Regions from separate parts of the Homo sapiens genome. Here region 1 is linked to region 2. A link is a loop called in an ENCODE intact Hi-C map of the cell type or tissue named here. Cell type or tissue: prostate gland. All regions are shown on one strand. Each heading gives the region's core, and the rest is flanking DNA. Links, peaks and the distances in the headings are about the cores only. Region 1 overlaps NHLRC2 (NHL repeat containing 2). Region 2 overlaps CASP7 (caspase 7).

What was found. Hi-C counts contacts between places; a loop is a spot of excess contacts. Peaks named below come from ENCODE experiments on the same cell type or tissue, not always from the same donor. Only the 100,000 strongest peaks of a DNase experiment are listed, where the experiment ranks them.
Region 1: it touches region 2 in a loop (2.8-fold over the local background); 3 of 110 quality-filtered maps call a loop at or near these places.

The regions. Positions count from the first base shown.
Region 1 is chr10:113,890,605-113,901,710 of GRCh38, reverse strand. It overlaps NHLRC2 (NHL repeat containing 2), which reads right to left. Exons shown (of 11, transcript NM_198514.4): 6 at 3,502-3,601; 7 at 1-45. Among named protein-coding and RNA genes, the nearest start is that of NHLRC2, 41 kb to the right of the region's middle. In prostate gland, for the core only: no CTCF peak of the experiment used is centred there; no DNase peak of the experiment used is centred there; H3K27ac peaks cover 861 bases.
Region 2 is chr10:113,699,609-113,710,714 of GRCh38, reverse strand. All of the region lies in intron 2 of CASP7 (caspase 7), which reads right to left. LOC124902505 (a long non-coding RNA gene) reads left to right here. Exons shown (of 2, transcript XR_007062294.1): 2 at 1-34. Among named protein-coding and RNA genes, the nearest start is that of CASP7, 25 kb to the right of the region's middle. In prostate gland, for the core only: a CTCF peak has its summit at 5,478 (motif pointing left); a DNase peak (open chromatin) is centred at 5,490; H3K27ac peaks cover 421 bases.

The sequences.
Region 1 (11,106 bases), core at 1,832-9,831, 190 kb before region 2:
TTTCCACTTCCAGCAAACCTAAGGCAGGTTCCTTTTGTTAACTCACTGAAAAAGACAAGTTCATAGGTGGAGTCAACATGTGGTATATTGTGTGCAATTTAGTTCTTAAATAAATGAATGTGAATAATCAAATCAAAAGTGATAAGCCTCCTAAAAAAACAAACTAGTGATCTTGGTCTAGTTAAATTGTTCAAGTCAGCTTTCATTATCATTTTTCCAACCATTAACTTATTTACCCACTGTGTAGGGAACTTCTTACTTTACTTTGATACACACAAAACTGAAATCACTTTCAAATGTTAAACGACAAATCCCTGATAGAATTATAAGATAAAAATAATGATCAGATTATTGATGAGATAGGTTGTTTTTACTACCTTAAATTCTTAACTTCTTAGTTTCATGCAATATGAGGTTCGGAAAGGGAACTAAAAAGATCATCTAGCTCTTGATAGTTTAAAGCTTCAATTTTCATTAAAAATGTTTTGTGTTCTTATATATAAACAGAGACCAGCAAAAGGAATTAAAGAATAGTTTTTGAAAGTTGGCCAGGTCAGACATTACTATTATATGAAAAATAATATAATTGTACATAATTATCTTAAAATTACATGGGATAATTATGTACAATTATATCGATTGTACAAATCAATTTCTTATATACATTAGGGAAATTTCTATTTAAGGAACTATTGCAATGATTCCTTTTGTAATGCAGAGAAAGCTTTAGATCCTGGTTTCTAAGTTTATTCCAGAGAGACTGTAAAAAAGACATGGTAGTGTGTTGTGTTGAGGGAAGGGAAGCAGCTGACTCGGGACACAAAATGAGAGTCTGTGTAAATCATTTCTGAATATGGTACAACATGCAAAAGTCTGAACTCACCATCACTTACTGGCTAATATGTTCCCATAATAAGTTAGGTAGGGAGCAGGGGACAGAGGCAAAGGGATTTAGCACGCATAAAATATGGCCACTTATTCAAGAAACATATAAACATAGCAAGTACAATATATGTAATAACTAATATGCTGAACAAATTAATTGAAAGGAGTCTACAAGGAGTCTTAATACTTTAAAAAGGAGTTTCCTTAATTAAATAAAGAAAAGAGTAGGGAGAAACAATAACTTTTAAAATGCTAAGGGTCATTACTACCTGAAGATCGGTAATAAAGATAATACATCCTTAAAATTAAAACACAGGTCAGTGTGGTCCTAGTGCCAATTTCCTATTAAGAAGGAGAGTGACAACTCTACTTATGAGGAAATTCAGGCAGCTCTGAATCATCTATGCCTAAAACAGCCATCACCCAGAACAGCATATTCTGGCAACTTCTGTTACTTCTCTGCTGTTTATAATTATGCCTCATGTAAAATCTTATTGGTAATCTCACTGTTCAGGCTACTATCATCTCTTGCCTGGATAACAGCAATAGGCTCCTCAGTGGTATCTCTTATCTCTGTCTCTAGTCTTGTTCCACTCTGAGTGCTGCCAATGTTCTTTCAAAAACACAAATCTAATCATGTCACTTCCCAGCTTAAACCTTTCTAAAAAGGCTTGTAGAATATTCAGATCCCTAAAAGTACTCACAAGGCACAGTGTGATCTGGCTTCTACTGACATCACTAGTGCCAATTCTTGCCTGGAAAACTTTCCACTCTCCCTAACTCCTATACTCTTATCAGGTCACTGTTTAGTTGCCTCTTCCAAGAAGCCCTCCTTGACAACTCAAATCTTACTGATGTTGCGTCTTCCTCTTACTTATATAAGGAACAATTTCAATTTTTTTTTTTTTAAACGGAGTCTCACTCTGTCGTCCTGGCTGGAGTGCAGTGGCACAATCTCAGCTCACTGCAACCTTCCGCCTCCTGGGTTCAAGCGATTCTCCTGCCACAGCCTCCTGAGTAGCTGGGATTACAGGCAAGCGCCACCACGCCCAGCTAACTTTTTCTATTTTTAGTAGAGACGGGGTTTCACCATATTGTCATTCTGGTCTCGAACTACTGACCTTGTGATCTGCCTGCCTCGGCCCCCCAAAGTGCTGGGATTACAGGCGTGACCCACCGCACCCAGCCGAACAATTTCAATTTGCAGCGATTCCTTTTGCACACACTAACTTTTAATTGTTTGCTGATCTGATTCTTCCTCTGTAAGTTCACTGATGACAACCACATCTTTTCATTGTATCCTTAACATAGTGAGCATATTTCATCCCTATTGCCTAGCATAAATATTTGCTAAACGATTAAATGTCTTAAAACATTACATAAGTGTGTCCAAAGCAACATGCACAAACATACACACTATTTGGAATATCTGCTATTTTGAAGGATCTATATAAAAGCAGCTTTCTATTAATAACGGTAACTTGCAATGATCATTTTCCATGGCTACGTGACAGCCTTTCCGGTTAACGGCTTTTATTCATTTATCCTCAAACCGTTACTGAGCTCCTCTTAGGTACCAAATACTGTGCTAGGTACAAGGGACAGAAAAATGAATGGGAGAGGATCCTTTCCTTTAAGAGACTAGTAGGAGGAAATGGCTAAAAATAAAAACAATCAAAAGGAGAGAAGAGAGAGAAAGAGGAAGGGGCAGCGGGTTGGGGCAGGAAAACTTAGTGCAGTGATGTAACTATACACCAGGTACAGTGAGGTCACAGAGAAGAGTATGGCCAGTTCTGCCTGGGGTATTGGGGGAAGAGGAAAGGGTCTAAGGAAAAAAAATATGAGAAACTTTGCAGACACTACCCTTTCATCCTTATATCCTTGTGACAGCAAAGCTACCTATGTTTACTGTACATGTTAGGTACTATGCCAAGCTCTCCACATATATTATTAATTCTCAAAGCAAGCCTATGAGGTAATATAAATAAGGAAACTGAGGCTTTGAAAGTTAAAGTGGCTCTCCTAAACTCACACAGATAGTAAATGGCAGAGCCAGGATTCAACCTCAGGCCTGACTACAAAAACTGAGTTATTAAGCACTCTGCTATGTGGTATTCAACTGTTTGAATGAATGATTAGAGATAGTTCAACTATGTCTTAAAAGATAAGGGTCCACTGAATATTCTTAGTTCTCTTTCTAGACAGTAAGGAGAATGATTCTTTGCAGGTTCCATGAAGTGAAGTGTGGCCCTAAGACTTACTCTGGCTGATAAAATGTAAGTAGAAGTGACGTGTGTCACTTCTGAGTAGAAATTTTAACAGTCAGTGAGTGACTTACTACCTCTTTCTCTCTCACTGTGCCAGGATGACTGGCGAAGCTCCCGAAAGCTCCAGGCTGTTTCATCAGCCTGGGCAACAGAGGAGTGCTCCCCAGTGAACCCATGTGAGTGAGCAATAAACACGCCTTGTTTTAAGTCACTGAGAATCTGCGTTGTGTGCTATGGCAGTACAACCTAGCACATCCTGACTGGTACAGTGAGGATGGTGATTTTGAAAAAAGAAATTATATGAACACCAAGTAGTACAGTCTACTCAAAGAGAGAGGCTGTCACTTACTTTTTCTTTGGCAGTTTGCCAGAGTCCAGCAGGAGTGCCCATATCTGATGAGTCCCTGCCATGGCTATCCATAAAATGTCACCTCTTTGGACCTCTGAACCTTTATAAAAATAAATCATTATTATTATATACATATCTGGTTAATACAAACACTCCAATGGTTTTAAAATGTTAAATTTATGGAGGATAACAATATGTTTGTGAATCATCTGATAAATAAAAATATCTGCAATGTTTCAAGTTATCTTTGAAAATTTTGTTTTCTTGTGAAAGGTTTACTTTGTTAGACTTGTAATTTTACCCACAACAATTTCACAGGAATCCAAAGTATTCTTACCAGCAGTAAGTCCTCTGCATCTCTGCATCTGAACTCTGCCTCAGCAGTTTGTTAATTTTACAACGAGCATTAACAATGTTTTAAACATCTGATTTCTTATTTTACATGACATAAACTATTAAAAGTGACACTGGCACACATATATTCTGGGGACTGTCTCTGCTTAATCACCTTAAAACTACATCAAAAGCTTTCCACAATTAATTTTTAGCATACCACAATGTTTCAGTTATTCTAGAGCCACAACCCGGGACTACGAAAATGAACAGGAAACCTAAGCTCATAAAATATTCTGTTATGTTACATATACTGGCATCCAAATAAAAGGCTCAAAGCACACGATGCACTTAGAGTAATGCTTGGAGGCAATATCACTCAAATGTTAGCCATGATCATTTAGTGAATCTGGACCTTAATTTTACATATTTGTACTAGGAAAACATAAATACATTTACAAACTGAACAGCCCTTCAATAGACACCATAGAGGGTAAAAAGTATAATACAACCTCTTCCACTTAAGAAGTTCATTAATTTTACAGTGAGTATTAATAATGCATGTATTACCAACAGATCATATTTGGTACCTAAGAAAGCACTCAGTTTAGAATTGCTTATTTCTGTTAAATCTACCATAAATCTAAGATAATAAACTTTTAGTATTAAACAATGAAAATGACTTTTATGTTCCTGCATAGTCAATGATATTATCAACTATGGAAATGACCAAGCAAAACAAAAACTTCAGTAGGTAAGAGAAATAAAAACATGGAAAGCCCACGAAAATGAATAATCTTATTCATTCTAACTTAATTTGGAATGTTTTCCATTCACAATATTTCAAAGCATTTATTGGTTCAAAATTTTTTTTTTTTTTTTTGAGGCGGAGTCTCACTCCGTCCCCCAGGCTGGAGTGCAGTGGAGCAATCTCGGCTCACTGCAAGCTCCGCCTCCCAGGTTCATGCCATTCTCCTGCCTCAGCCTCCCGAGTAGCTGGGACTACAGGCACCCGCCACCATGCCCGGCTAATTTTTTGTATTTTTAGTAGAGACGGGGTTTCACTGTGTTAGCCAGGATGGTCTCGATCTCCTAACCTCGTGATCTGCCCACCTCAGCCTCCCAAAGTGCTAGGATTACAGGCGCTCATGAGCCACCATGCCCAGCCAGTTCAAATACTTTTTTTTCTTTTATTTATTTATTTATTATTATTACACTTTAAGTTTTAGGGTACATGTGCACAACGTGCAGGTTAGTTACATTTGTATACATGTGCCATGCTGGTGCGCTGCACCCACTAACTCATCATCTAGCATTTGGTATATCTCCCAATGCTATCCCTCCCCCCTCCCCCCACCCCACAACAGTCCCCAGAGTGTTATGTTCCCCTTCCTGTGTCCATGTGTTCTCATTGTTCAATTCCCACCTATGAGTGAGAATATGCGGTGTTTGGTTTTTTGTTCTTGCCATAGTTTACTGAGAATGATGATTTCCAATTTCATCCATGTCCCTACAAAGGACATGAACTCATCCTTTTTTATGGCTGCATAGTATTCCATGGTGTATATGTGCCACATTTTCTTAATCCAGTCTATCATTGTTGGACATTTGAGTTGGTTCCAAGTCTTTGCTATTGTGAATAATGCCGCAATAAACATACACGTGCATGTGTCTTTATAGTAGCATGATTTATAGTCCTTTGGGTATATACCCAGTAATAGGATTGCTGGGTCAAATGGTATTTCTAGTTCTAGATCCCTGAGGAATCGCCACACTGACTTCCACAATGGTTGAACTAGTTTACAGTCCCACCAACAGTGTAAAAGTGTTCCTATTTCTCCACATCCTCTCCAGCACCTGCTGTTTCCTGACTTTTTAATGATCGCCATTCTAACTGGTGTGAGATGGTATCTCATTGTGGAGGTTCAAATATTTTTAAAATGCTACATGAAAAAATGTAAATGATTATGTTTTCAAGTCCTCTACCCAGTTCTCCCATTTTTCTCAATGAAATGTAATTACTCCTATGGTAATGTGATAGACCACTAAAAGAAGAGGGCTCCTGAAAGCATTCCTTCACCAATTCCTTAGCTTTGGAACCAGGTGGGTCTGGATTTGAATTGTAGTAGCTACATCACTTTCTAATGTGTGTGCCTCCATTTCCTCATCTGTAAAATGAGCACATCATCACTCTCTACATAAGATTACTGGAAGGAATAAAACAGTGTAAGCAAAGCACCTAACATGGTGCCAGGCATCATGTTAGGTGCTAAATAATTTGCTGTCTTTCAACTTCTATACCTTAGTGTGCTCCCTCCTTTCTCATCCTAGAAAGCTTACATCCAGATATGAACATTCAGATCTCTGCTCAAGCTTCTTCCCTACTCCCCTTATCTAATACCACACACCCATCATTCTTAGCTCCTTACCTTGCCTATTTTTCACTGTAGAATTTATCACTATCTTACATGTTACATATTTATTAATTTACTGCCTTTCTCCTCTACTGAGCATAAGGTCTAAGAGGCCAGCAGCTTTGTTTTATTCACAGTTTTATTAGCAGCACATAGAATAGTGCCTGGCACATGCCAAATGCTCAGTAGGTATTTGTTGAATGAGTAAACTTTCCCCTAGAAACCACAAAAAAAGAAAAAAAGCCCTAAAGCTATCCTAATGATGGTTGGTATTTCCTAATAGTACTAATGATTCATCTCTAATCCCAGAAGTCTGCTATAGATGTGAACCTGTACTATTATCCTCTCAAACAATGATGCTGAATGGGAGTGGCAGCCCACCCTAAAAAATGCTGTGGATATTTGATGGGTAATATATCATATGATAATATAGTCATGCCAGATCACTTACATAATGACTACACTATTTTATTATAAATTATGCTTATTTCTTCTCTATATTTATATTATGTATATATCAATATATAGCACAGGTGGATTATACTACCTATGAATTTCACTTTAGGTATGGTAAAGGAGGCTTTTCATAAAATGTATTATAGGAAGGGGATCTGGGATCTGATAGGGCTGAGAACTCCAAAGCCACACATAACAATAAAGCCTTTCAACATCTCCAACAAGCTTCCATTCATGATAAAAACTCAGCAAACTAGGATCAGAAGGCAATTTATTTAATCTTATAAAGAACATTTTTAAGAAAGTCACAGCAAACATCCTACTTAAGAACAAAATCCTACAAACATCCCCGAGAATAAAAATGAGACAAAGATACCTACTATCAACACTTCTATTTAACACCTTATGGAGGTCCTAGTTTGTGCAACAAAGAAGGAAAAAGAAGCAAAGCACAAAAAGATTAGAAATAAAACTGTAGTTATTAGCAGATGACATAACTATGCACACAAAATCTTCACAATTTTATACAGGAATTTAGCAATGTTGTTGGGTACAGGGTCAATAAGCAAGGATAAATTCTTTTATCGGTTTACAGCAGCAAATATACAAGAAAATTTATAACGACATTCAAAAACATCAAACACCTAAGGGTAAAAAAGATTTATAAGCCTTCTACACTAAGAATCATTATTGAGAGAAATATAGACAGATATTTTTATACAACTTATCTTGATTGAAAAGTCAGCTCCAGCCAATGTTAGGACCTTATGGGTAACAAGACTGGAAGGTTGACCAAGTAAATGAAAATAAAAGGACTCCATCCTTTTAGCTTCTCAGGTCATAAGCCTTGGAGTCATCTTTAATTCCTCCTTTTTCTCACATGTCACACATGATCCATCAGCAAATTATGTAGGCTCCTTATTCAAAATATATTCAAAATCTGACCACTTCTCACCACCTCCACCTTGACCTAAGCCACTATCAGGGATTACTGCAAGAATTCCTTCTGAACTGGTTTGTCATCCTGTTCCCACCTTGAAAACTGCATTTTTCTTTCTCTTTCACATCAATGTCCCACTCTAAGAAAATCTCATAAGGGTGAGTTAGGCAAATTTAGCTCTAAGCTTTAGGAACAAAAACATTTGCTTTTCTTAGCTTGCTTTTAGAGCCTCTGTCTTGGCAAAGGAGAGCTATGTTGGTGCATAGCTGAGTGAAAGATCAAATTTAACTTTGTTATCTAGTTCTCCAAACAGGTCGGTCTAGCTCAGCTGGGGCTTACTATAATAAGGCAAAAGCTTCCCAGTGATAGATAAAGTATGGGCATTGGTTTAGTTTTGGTCTCTGTGTACTTATTTCCTTCAGATGCCCGAGGAAAGAGAAAAAGTAGAGAAGCAGCAGCAGTGTCAGGTCAGGGTTCAGGTGTTTGGAATTCTACATACCAACTTATGAGGATAATGATAATCATCACCCAGGTCACTTTCTGTGTTGATGGCACCGAGCTAATAATTTTACGTGGATTATTTCCTTCAATTTAACAACCTTAACAAGTCTTATTATCATCATCTTCATTTTATAAAAAGCCAGCTTCAAAGAGGCTAAATAATTTGCTGAAATTCACCCAGCTAAACTTGGAAAACGACTTCATTAGTGAATCTGACTCTAGATTATGAGTGTTCTGATGAGAATGAAGGAACTATTTGGTTCAGTTCTCTACTTGCCCGTTTTTCACCCTCCTTCTGCCTCTGACCCATGCAGACTTAGCTCTGGTAACAAGTACTCAAGTGCATTTCTGTCTGTGATCAGAAACAGGGATCTGATTAAATGTACCCACAGCCTCCTACTCCGGGATGCATAGTGAGGTTTACCCCTCTGCCTTTCTCTCCCTGTACCCCTGGGAATGGTCTATGGTTGGATAATGTCTTTAAAGTTATTTTCTAGTCCCTTGCCTTCCCATTTTTGGTTTGGTTCAGATCATCAGCATCTGTTCATGACACTTTATGACAAAATTCTTATCTTATAGAAAACAGTGATAATAGCAAACATGTATATTATATTATGCTTTCTATGCACCAGACACTGTTCTAAGTGCTTTACATATATTAATTCTTATCCTCATGGTAAGCCTTTCAGGTAGGCACTATTTGTATCATCAATTTAGATGGGGAAGTTGAGGTATAAAGAGGCTATGAAACTTGTCCAAAGTCACACAACTACTAAGATGTGGAGCTGCAAACCTAGCTGGTCTGGCTCCAGAGTCCTTGCTCACAGCCACCGTGCTAGACCACTTCTCCAGAAATTTTTACCCTGAGCACTGAAGAGTTTGTTTTTGTAAACAAAATGAAAGTTAAAAAAAAAAAAAGAGGGCTGGCATTTATAATGTCTATCAAAGTAACAAGAGTCATATTAACAATTTACAACTGTTCATCCTGGAGTGTGGCCTCCAAAGCACACAGTTCCATCACTGAGTATGGGTATTAGATTTGTTCCCTCTAAAAAGAATGTGGTAATCATGAACATTTCCATTTTAAATTAAGAGTATACTTACACCTACACAACAAACCTCATACATACCTCCCAATCTCAAATAGAAGGTAAAATTACAAAAAAGAGTGCACTTAATATTACTGACTTTCAACAATCACAAATTAAAAATTTTTTAAAACGACAATGACAGAGGCTGAAAAGGTTCTGAAAATATTTTTAAAGGCAAAACTCACTCATAATTATCAGTAGAGATTAGACATATTTTTAGAAAACAAATAAAATCAACAAAAGAAATATCAACATGAAAATTACCTGAAATCCAGCTTTAAAAAAATTCTGTCATTTTAAGTACCTATGACTAGAACCCTCCTAAGAGCATCCGTGAAATTCTCCATCAGTGCTTCTACACAGATTTGTTTCTACAAAGTCTCTAAACCTCTTATGAATCAAAGTCTTAAGCCACTAGGGAAGGGCAGCAAAGCCTGTCACTTTCCACAGAGCACAGGAAAATACCATTTACAGCTGTGGAAAAGGTAGATGAAAAAATGCTCTACTGACACCAAGCAGAGTTCTCATTCTGCTAGGGGAGAAACAGGAGGCTCCCCAAACCAATCACAGACACAAGACAGATTCTGGCTGCCAGAGAGAGGAACAGCAACAATGAAAAAGCTCCCCACATCCTTTCCTCAAGGCCTAGGCACTCAGGGCCTTCCCAAGGCTGAGGCTGAACAACAGAGAACATCCCCATACACAACACAAGCCTGGGGCAGAATAACAACGAGTAGCAGTCTATCCCTGGGACGGCTGCAAGAGTGGAGAGAGGGAACCACCATGTGGCTTCATTGTACAGGGACGACTGAAAGCTGAGGGTAGAGCACTAACACTAAGAAAACCCTCCAGCTAATCTAGGCCCATGTACTGAGGCAAAATCAGAAGGCAACAACTGCCCAGCTAGAGGAATTTAAAACATGTGGTGCATTGACATAGCAATAATAAAACCAAGGCCCAGCTCAGCTCCTGACCAAATTGACTCAATCTTTCATAATTATAACATAAGTACTATTTATCTCAGCCTCTATTGTTTTATACAAGATGACTGACATATAATAAATAATGAGAAGACACACATAAAAGCAAAAACATTACCCGCTTCCGAGTAACAAAGGAATGATCAGAAACAGACTCGAGGATAGTCCCCAGATTTGGAACTATCTAATACAGACTTTGAAATAACTATGCATAGTATGTTAAAGAACCTAGAGAAAAAGGTGGTCAACACACCTAAATAGATAAGGAATTTCAGCAGAGATGAATCTGTAAGAAATACAAATGCTATATTAAAAAGGCATAATATTAGAGATGAAAAATTCCTTCTACAAATGATATGGTTTGGCCGTGTTCCCACCCAAATCTCATCTCGAATTGTAATCTGAATTGTAATCCCCACAAGTCGAGGGAGGGACCTGGTGGAAAGTGATTGGATCATGGGGGTAGTTTCCCTCTTGCTGTTCTCATGATAGTGAATGAGTTCTTACGAGATCTGGTTGCTTAGTAACTGTCTGGCACTTCCCCCTTGGTACTCTCTCTTGGCTGCCTGCTAAGTAAGATGTGCCTTGTTTCCTCCTCATCTTCTGCTGTGATTTCAAGTTTCCTGAGGCCTCCCCAGCCATGTGGAACTGTGAGTTAATTAAACCTCCTTTCTTTATAAACTACCTAGTCTCAGGTAGTATCTTTATAGCAGTATGAGAATGGACTAATACAACAGGCTCATCAGTTGACTAGACACAGCTGAAGAAAGAATTAATGACTGAAGATAAATTGGTAGAAATTACTAGTACAAAAAGAAAAAATAAGAAGAATGAATAAAAAGAACACAATATGCAAGAGTTATTGAATATAATATTAAGAAGAAATCTAA
Region 2 (11,106 bases), core at 1,697-9,696:
GCAAATAAAACTGGCCAGGGTAGTTTTTCCTCCAGAGTTTGTCGCTTCCCATTCTATCCATCCTCCTCTTTTTCCTCTCTTTGCTAACTGCTGATGCAACTACCTTTACTTTGGCCCCGTTTATATTCGGAAGACTTTTACTAAGATTACTTTGCGAAGAAACATAGGATTCTTGTTTTGGAACCTGCCATTAAGTGCAAAGTCCAAGATAAACCAGAGCAGTGAATTGAAAGTTCTAAATCCGCTTAAAAGCTTCTGTGTTCCACAATTCACTGCAGATTTAAAAAAAGAAACCTGGCTACTAAATCACTATGCTTAGAGCCAGACAAGCAAGATCACAACACACTACAATATCTTGGTAGAATGACTTATTAAGTGCACTTAAGTGTACACTAAAATGCAAAGGAAAGTTAACACAGCAGGTTGAACCCAGTGCTTCCTAACCATCCCATCTCTTTCTTCATGTTGAGCTTCTTCGCCAGTATGGGCAAGTACCACTATCTTCATTTCCAGATGTGTTCAGATAAGCATAAATCTCTGCTAGGAACACAAATAATGCCAGCATCAACTATCAGGAAGGAACCAGAGTGTCCTAACTTCTTAGGTAGAGAGCCATTTCCTGCAACTTCTAATTTCACAGTGTGAGGTCAACTCAGTCATTTTCACTACAACAGTCAAGAGTCAAAAAATTATAACCAAGCTCTCATGATTATTTAGATAAAAAGACATCCTTGAAGAGCCTACAGCAACTTGTATCAGAAAACGTTATAGGATAAAAATATTCTGCCTACTTTACAAAGAAGTGAAAAACCTTAGAAAGAGTACAATGGATTTTTACAATCCACTCCGGGTGCAAGTGTAATTTTCCCCATCACTGGAGTGGATAAATACAGGTTTTATCCTCTTATGGATCCCCTGGGCTACTCAAAATGTGAATTATGCCTTTCTATATTTGGAAAGGAATATAAGCATGCAAGAAGCCCACTGCGATTAATTTTCTAAAGCATCACCATGAATAGGATTCCCAGTAGCTCTATCTGCCTGCAGACATTCATCAGCATGAAAGTAAACACACCACCAGGCTCACATTTCCCCAGAGCTGTTTCATTCGGAACTAGAGCTCTGGTTTTCGTAGCCACTTTGTCTAAATATTTTTGGGATGATTCATTCATGGTCTCAACATCTCAACAGAGGGCATCCCCACAGTCCTAACATATTAAGGCACAGAGCAAGACAGAGAAGAAAAGAAAGAGTGCAGGTAGTAGTACCTAGTGTCTCCATCTGAAAACAGTCCCCTCTGCATCAGAACTAGGCTGTGCTCTGCGACGACAGGAAGTGAGTTTCCTTCTTCTCTGTAATAATAAAAACTCAACATGCTCGGAGCTCAGCAGGGGATAGAAGACTGGCACAGGCTGCCTGGCCCTGAAGGCCTGTGACTGAATCAGCAGTGAACTGCACGCTGGAGTTTTCCACAGGACCATTCAAACTCGGGCTGGGAAGGTCACACTGGCCTCTCCCTTCTCTGCTGACCGGCAGAAATGCCCCGGCTCCCCATTGTAGCATCCCCCAACCCTGGGATGGCTCCTGTGGAAAAAAGCAACTGTCTGTGAGCGTGGGGTCCAAAGGAAAAAAGAAAACAAAATTTCCATAAACATGCAGCCAGGAGCACAATCTTTAAGAGTGAAAAATTGGGAACGACAGGGGAATAGCTAAGCAAGAGACAGAGTATCAACAGAACAAACCATCATACAGTTCAAGTTGATGAGCATCACACATGGTCAACCCACCGAAGTCCCAAATCTACACCAGGCTGCAAAACGGCACTCACATGACGGCAAAACATGTCAAACTATATGTAAGTTAATCAACAAAAACAGGAAGTGAGTGTGTGGTGAATTAAAGAGTTCAAGTTCATTAGGTTATGTTTTTCCTTTAAAGGTACTCAAGTGAATAAAAATAATAGGAGACCACGGAAGCATACCAAAGCCCTTCATTTTTAAATGAGGCATACAAACATTTTTCAATGATCTTGCATAAAGTGAACGATCCAGGAGTTGCTGTATTTCCCCATCTCAACCCTCCAAATGCAACAAGGAAAATGCAAACACATAAAAACCAAACACTTATAAAGTGAACGGCTCAGCAACGCTTTTCTCCATTTCTTGGTTCAGGACCACAGTCTAGAAAGGGTATGAAGCTGATACAATGAGGTTATGACACCTGCTACCCTGCACAAGCCTCTTGATCACCTGCCATCCTCAGGTCTGTGAACAGGAGAGAAAATTCGCTCTATACATTTTTTTCTCTGAAAGTCAGTTGCAAAAATATAAACATGGGGAAGCAAACTCAGTTTAAAAGAGGCTAAGGAGAAGAATAGATCCCCCTCCCCAAAACATACCAACCTCCACATTTCCCTCTTTCCCCTAAAAAAAAAAAACAAAAAAACAAAACCAGTAGGGTCCCTGACAATAAAAATTGACAAATGACTTTAAAACAAATCATCCAGGGGGTAGAAAAGGCTGAATTGTCTTTAAATAGCCTAATAGACTGAATGGAGGATACAATACGTCTGTATTACGGCTGCAGGGTCCAGCATTAGAACAGCTAACATACTTCAGTCCTTAATCACTCCACCCATCTTTTCCCCTTAAAACTGACCATTGGCGGGCAGGGTGGCTCACGCCCATAATCCCAGCACTTTGGGAGGCTGAGGCAGGCAGATTACCTGATGTCAGGAGTTTGAGACCAGTCTAGCCAACATGGTGAAACCCTGTCTCTACTAAAAATACAAAAAAATTAGCCAGGAGTGGTGGCACGCGCCTATAATCCCAGCTACTCGGGAGGCTGAGGCACGAGAATTGCTTGAACCTGGGAGGTGGAGGTTGCAGGGAGGTGAGATCACACCACTGCACTCCAGCCTGGGCAACAGAGTGAGACTCTGTCTCAAAACAAAACAAACAAAATTCTCATCATCACAGATCCTTGAGAGAAAGAAAACCAGCAGCTCAGGGGTTAAACATGCAATGCCACGCTCACATTTCCTGTCTGTGATCACATGTTCATGTGAGAAGCAACTGGTTATGTTTTCATAGTACTTTTCTATTACTAGGCTTAATTTTTCTCTGCTAATAGTGTTCTAGGTTTCTATTACTGTGAAAAGCTGATGATTTACCTTACCTTTTCACTTTAATTTATCCCCTCTAGAAGAGCAATAACTGAAAAGAACTGGAGGTATCCCACACATGCAGAAGCTACAGCTTTGCAGTTTCTAGACCTCTGCCCACGTTTTGGTGTCCTGTGCTTGCTGCTCCTGAAACGTACACTTGGCCCTCTTCACTGGAAAGCCCACTGCTCGCCCTGCTGGGACAGCGTCCCTATGCCATCCGTCCGCCGCTGGAAAGCCCATGGCTCGCCCTGCTGGGACAGCTGTCCCTATGCCATCCCTCCGCCACTGGAAAGCCCACTGCTCGCCCTGCTGGGACAGCTGTCCCTATACCATCCCTCTGCCAAAGTGAAGCAGAGAAGAAGCCGTGTACACGAAGAAAATTTGCTGACCCACTTGGGTGGAAGGAAAAAAGCACTCTGTGGGTGGATTAATGTGGATGAACAGCCTGGTGCCACCAAAGTCGTGGGTGCCACCTGACGCTGGGGGGAAGCACTGGACAAGTTAGGCCTGTGTCTCGGTCCTGGTCCTCTTGGGTGGCTACGTATCACCTCTCTGGTCTTCCTTTCCTTGATCATAATGAAGGGAATTAGGTAAGTTCTCCCAGTGTTAAAATCATGATTCTATGATTTCTTCCTCAGCAGGCACATTCAGGTAATTCAGGAAGCTGACGGTTACTCTGATTCTCATAACAATCCCGTGGGCAGAGATCAATATCTCTATTATGCAGATAAGGAAGCTGAGGCACAGGAAGGTCACGTGACTTGCTATAGTCCCTCAAATAGTAAGTGGGAGGAAGGGCCAGGATCTGAACCCCGGTTGTCTGACTCAACTTTGCTACTTCTATTATTTTACATAGTGTCATCACTGCTTCAAATACAGCATTAAATCTTTATCATTCTCTATGTACAAATTTGGGAGACAGGCATCCAATTTTCTGGAAGCTGAATTTGAATCCTTCCTTTATTGAAAAGTAAACGCCCTGCATAAATTTCAATGTTCATATTTTCTTTAGTGGGCCCAGATCTGGCCCCTTTCAATCAATGGGCATCATGGCACAATTTTTGCTTAACTTGGAATGTATTCTTTGGAATGAATTAAGGTCTGCCTTCTTTGTTCTTGTCTCTAATTCCAAAGCATTGCGTCTTCTAAAACAGTTTTTTAACCCCTCTCCAAATGAAAAAGGATGCCACTTGAATCTTCCTTATAATTATACAAATAACACATTTTTTATAGGGATGTGTTTACATATCTTCACTCACTGGTGAAGAAGCCCAAGATGCCTCCAGGAGAGAGAATTATAACCAAGTGGCATTTATTAACCACCCTCCAGGGGGCAAAGGCTGGAAAACAGAGATGATGCCAAGGGTAAAACCCATGTGATCCGAGCCAGTGCCTGGAAAATAGGGAGTTTAGCAAATGTTGAGAATAGATCTTTTCTCCTGCTCTCTTCCACTGGGAAACCAGAAGGGTAAACAAACTCCTCAGCAGAGACACACGAGACTCCACGGAGGCCCAGGGGTAATCTGAGACTGCGGGAAACCTGTTTTCCCCTTTTTTTCCTTTTCTTGAATTCTGACCTTGAGCAGAGCTCAGAAGGGAGCCTCTGATTTCTCAGGTTCCTAGGAGAGAATATCTTCTAGGCTGCTGGCCAGGGCTTGGTCTTGGACCTACAATGGCTCCTTGTGGCCTATGCTATTAAGACCTAACTCACCCTGTCCAGCAGATTTTGCCCACTTTCCTAGGCAGAAGCCACATCGGTGGCCTTGCCTGACCATCATCTCCACCCTGGCCCTGAGGTTCCACCGGTCCCCTGATACCCCCCCTGCTTTTCCTGACAACTCAAGTTTCAGCTCCTCCTCCAGTCCTTCCTTATCCTTCCCTCCTCAACCTCCCACAGCTCCAAGGCTATGTCCTACAATTCAGCAATTAGTTATTATTTTCTGTAGCTGTGCCTAGGCATTTGGTTAAAACTTTGACTTTATATCCAGGGCAAGGACTATAGGGTTATATTTACATCAAGACAGAACCCTGTTCAAGTGCAAGGAGGACCCTAGACCCTGTTCTATAAACTGTGGTTCATAATGAATATGGACTGGCCCCACAATGATTTCCTCTAAATAACTAAAAATCTGAATGCTTTACAAATTTTAAGATATTTGGATTTTTTTTGTGCTTTTCTGTGTTTTCCAAATGTTCTTCAATAATCAGAAAATTACAAAATCACTAAATATTTTTTTAAAGAACAGGCTGGATTTTTAGTGCCTATGGACTGGAAATAAAACGATGCTGTCCTGCCATCTAGTGGCTGTGAGGCAAAAAAAAAGGCCAAGACAAGTCTAGGGGCTTGAAACTGTTAGTATTTGAAACCTGAGTCCCACCCTGGCTTTTTGGGGAAGGGGATATTTCTTTCTGCAACCCAGGATCCTTCATGTCTCCAGGGGAGGGCAGGTGAGCAGTCTGGTCCTTGATTAGAGTCAGGTCAGAGATGCTACTGCCTCCTCCACTGCCTAACAGTGATTCTGAGCTCCTTAGAGAAGGGAGCTGGAATAGGGTGGGATGGGATGGGAGGGAAGGTTGTAGGGGTGTGGGGGGGGGGCGGAGCACCTTCAGCTACAACGAACATCCAGAGGAGCCAGTGGCACTCCCATGCATCGCACCCCACATCTGTCATTGGGTCACATGGTGCTCCTGAAACTGCAGAGAGGACCTCGGGATACTTACTGTTTATTTTAATGACGTCAACATCAGTCATGCTATGAAAAAGGTAGAGTGGACCAGAATGTAGACCCTCCAGGCTTATTTATCTTTCCAAAGAACTTAAAGCTGAGGGGTGGGGGGGACATACCACAGACCACATCTATTTTTGCAAAATAAAAGGTCTTTTAGGCAGAAGTCTTCCAGCAAGGTACTCAAAAACTTTCCCAGGGGTGCACAGTCTTAAGGGAAGAATAAATGGCCAGGTCCTCAACTGCCACTTGTATTTTTTTCTAAAACTGGTCTGTCAGAGATACCACTTTTCCCTTGCCCATTCTCCCATCTCCCACTGTGTAAAAGAAGGGCAGACTTTCTCACCCACCCTGAACCTCACTTACAGGGTGATGAAACCTCCAGGTCATCCACAAAGAGACAAACAAGATGTATCTGTGAGTCTCCTTGAATCAGGCACTGTGGTGGGCTTCTTACTTATACATGAGTCTGATAAAGGGGAAGTATGTCACTAGTAATGGGGGTACGTGGGACCACACTGGGCTGTTCCAAATTCAAATATAGGCACAACTCAGATATACCGTCGGCTCAGTTTCAGACCACCACAGGAAAGCAAATATTGCAATAAATGGAGTCGCCTGACTTTTTTGGTTTCCCAGTGGGTAGAAAAGTTATGTTCACACTGTACTCCAGTCTGAGTATACGCAACAGCATTATGTCCAAAAAATACATATCTTAATTAAAACATACTTTATTGCTAAAAAATGCTAACAATCATTTGAGCCTTCAGTGGGTTGTAACTGTTGGGCTGGTGGAGGATCTGGCCTCAGCACTGATGCCTGCTGATTAATCTGGTGGTGGCTGCCGAAAATTAGGGTGGCTGTGACAATTTCTTAAAATAAGACAGCAATGAAGTTCGCTGCATCAAATGATTCTTCCTTTTATGAACAATTTCTCTGTAGCATACCATTCTGTTTGATAGCATTTTATTCACAGTACAACTTCATTCAAAATTCAAGTCAACAGAAAGGTGATTGTCCCCTCGCCTGTCACGCAATGCATGTTCCTGGCGAACCTGGCACTAAACCATTCAAAGATGACCTGCTTCTGGGTTGGGGTTTCGTATGTAGCAGAGCAGCTCCCTCACTGCGATCTATTGAAAGTCAGCCCTCAACGAAAGTGTTCGTTAAAAAAAAAAAAAAAAAAAAAAAAGGAAAAAGTTTAAAAGAAAACAAACAAAAAAAGAGTTAAAACACATACAAAATTCATGTCAATCCTCTCAAACTCTGTGGCTGCTTTACCAACTAAGTTTATGTAATATTCTAAATGTATATTTCAAAAATGTATCAGCACATTCACCAGCAGTAGATTCCATCTCAAGAAACCACTTACTTGGCTTATTCATAAGAAGAAACTCCTTATCTGTTCAAGTTTTATCATAAGATTGCAGCAATTCAGCCACATCTTCAGGTCTACTTCTAATTCTAGTTCTCTTGCTATTTCCACCATGATTGGCACACCTGCAGTTACTTCCTCCATTGAAGGAAGTCTTGAACCCATCAAAGTCATCCATGAGGGTTGGAATCAACTTCTTCCAAACTCCTATTAATGTTCAGACATCCTCCCATAAATCGCAAATGTTCTTACTGGCATCTAGAATGGTGCATCCTTTCCAGAAGGTTTTCAATTAACTGCCCAGATCCATCAGCGGTAACACTATAGCTATAATGTTATTCCCAACATTATTTATGGCAACTATAGCCTTATAAAATGTATTTCTGAAATAATATTTCTCAAATAGTAAGACATTATTTCTTAAGTAATAAGACTTGGAAGTTGAAATTACTCCTTGATCTATGAGCTGCAGAATGGATGTTTTAGCAGGCATAAAAACATTAATCTCCTTCTGCATCTTCACCAGAGCTCCTGGGTGACCAGGTGCAATGTCAATGAAAGGAATCTTATTTTAATGAGCAGTAGGTCTCAACAGTGTGCTTAAAATATCCAGTAAACCATGCTATAAACAGGTGTCATCCAGGCTTTGTTCTTCCATTTATAGGGCACAGAAAGAGTATAGATTTAGCATAATTCTTAAGGATTTTCAGACTGGTCAATGAGCATTGGCTTCGGCTTAAAGTCACCAGTCTGCCTAACAAGAGAGTCAAGCATCCTTATAAAGCACTGAAGTCAGGCATTGACTTCTCTTCTCTAGCTAGGACAATCTTAGATGGCATCTTCTTCCTATAGAAGGCTGCTTTGTCTACATTGAGAATCTGTTGTTTAGTGTAGCCACTCTCACCAATGATCTTAGCTAGATCTTCTGGATAATTTGCTGTAGCTTCTACATCAGCACTTGCTGCTTCATGTTGAACTTCTATTTTATGGAGAAGGCTTCTTTCCTTAAACCTCATGGATCAACCATTGCTAGCTTCAAACTTTTCTTTTGCAGCTTTCTCACCTCTCTCAGCCTTCAAAGAACTGCAGAGTTAGGGCCTTGCTCTGGCTTAGGCTTTAGCTTAAGAAAAAGTTGGGGCTGGTTTGATCTTCTATCCAGACCACTCAAACTTTCTCCAAGTCAGCAATAATTAGCAATAATGTTATTATCCGTGTGTTCACTGGAATAGCACTTTTAATTTCCTTCAAGAACTTTTCCTTTGCATTCACAACTTGGCTGTTTGGCACAGGAGGCCTAGCTTTCAGCCTGTCTTGGCTTCAACATGCCTTCACTAAGTTGAATCACTTCTAGCTTTTGATTTAAAGTGACAGACATATCACTCTTCCTTTCAATAGACACCTAGAGGCCATTGTAGGGCTATTAATTGGCCCAATTTCAATATTGCCTCAGGGAATAGGGAGGCCCAAGGAGAAGGAGAGAGACAGGAATGGCCAGTGGGTGGAACAGTCAGAACACACTTAACATTTATCATTTAAGTCTGCTGTCTTATACAGGTGTGCTTTGTGGCACCCCAAAGCAATTACAATAGTAACATCAAAGATCACTCATCACATTTACAGAGATTATCCTGGATTTGAACAACGACAACAAAAAAGATTACTGATCACAGATCATAGTAACAGATATAACACTAATTAAAAAACTTAAAATGTTGTGAGAATTACCAAAATGTAACATAGAGATACAAAGTGAGCATATGCTGTTGGAAAAATGGAGCCAATAGGTTTGCAGGGTTGCCACAAACCTTCCATTTATTAAAAATGCAATATCTGGGCCAGGTGTGGTGGCTCATGCCTGTAATCCCAGCACTTTGGGAGGCCAAGCGGGGGGTGGATCACTTAAGGTCAGGAGTTCAAGACCAGCCTGGGAAACATGGCAAAATCCTGTCTTTACTAAAATACATATAAAAATTAGCTAGGCGTGGTGGCATACGCCTGTAGTCTGGCTACTTGGGAGGCTGAGGCAGGAGAATCGCTTGTACCTGGGAGGCGGAGGCTGCAGTGAGCCAAGATCACACCACTGCACTCCAGCCTGGACAACAGAGTGAGACTCTGTCTCAAAAAAAAAAAAAAAAGAAAGAAAGAAAAGCAGTATCTGCAAAGCACAGTAAAACAAAGTATGCTTGTATATACTGAAAAATGTGTTAAAATATATATATATAATAGAATGAAATGGAAGTGATGATGGTTCTTATTTAATGTCTTTGCCTTTTTCGTTCCCTTATTTCCAAAGATTTTTTATTATTGAGCTGGAGTCCTATGTATTGGTCTGTTCTCAAACTGCTATGAAGATGCTACCTGAGATTGGGTAATTTATAAAGAAAAGAGGTTTAATTGACTCACAGTTCCACATGGCTGGGGAAGCATGGTGGAAGGGGGAGCAGACATGTCTTACATGGCAGCAGGAGAGACAGAGTGTGTGTAGGAGGAACCGTCAAACACATAAAACCATCAGATCTCATGAGAACTCACTATCACCAGAACAGCATGGGGGAACCACCCCCATGATCCAGTCACCTCCCACCGGGTCTCTCCCTCAACACGTAGGGATTATGGTGATTACAATTCAAGACGAGATTTAGGTGGGGACACAGAGCCAAACCATATCAGTCCTGTGAGAACAAAACAAACACTGATTCCAGGAGGTAAACATGGCATGGCTGGGCTTGGTACCCTTTCTTTCTTCCTTTCATCCTTCTTCCCTTCTACCCATCCATCCATTCATCTATCCAAGAATAAAAATTTAGAATTCAGAAACAAGATGACTGTCACAAGGATGCCTAATAACATATTCACTGAACTGAAAAATGGTATCAGACCTTTACTGACAGCAAACAAGTGTGGTATGGCTAACTGGTTTGACAGGGACTGGCTCTGTCCATTAGATTATAGAGCAGACAATTTTCATACATGAATGAGCTGCATTAGCAACTCCAACGTCTTGACAAAAATACATTTTAAAAAGCATATGGTTTAAAAGCATTTTATCAAAAAAAGGATACTGACAAATGTTTATTAATGCTTAATTATCTTTTCTGGAACATTTTGAGTTAAACAGACTGCCTCTAAATAAAAGAAGAGCAAATTTAATTTACAACTGTTTGAGAAGTTTGGGTACAAGTTTTTTGGTGTACTTCCCAGAAACTAAAAAAATTAAATACCTTTAAGGCGGAATGATAATTCCTTTTGTAAGTTAGATAATTGCCAATTCTTCCAACATAATTAAGGAAAGACCTAATCAAGTTGTCATTTTTTGGTCCAGAACTCAGAAGGAATTCAAAGAATTAAGTGACATGACTGTAACAAAACTCCTACCATCTCATGTATTTATTCATGATTTCTCAGTGCATCTTATCTCTAAAAATGAAAAATAGGAAAAAGAGGTAATATCAAATTCTTTCTTATTCCAGCAATAAGTATTATTTGTCCATTTCTTTAGAAACTAACTTATTAAGAGCCCCTTCATTCCATTATAAGTTGAAACTTCAATGCAATTTCTATTTAATAATTATTTTGATGAATGACAATTTAATAATATTAATGATATATTAACATTTATTTTTCAGATCAATTGTGAATTCATTAAAGCTGAAACAGTAACTTAGTCTAGGAGAACTTTCTTTTAATACTCATGATATCTAGAAAACTGTCTTAAAATTTATATGGATACACATATGCATACATGTATATGTTACATAGGTATATGATGTGGTGTGATCAATAAGACTTTCAAGCAACTAAATCTATTACATCAGAAGAAAATGTGGAGGAAAAGAGAA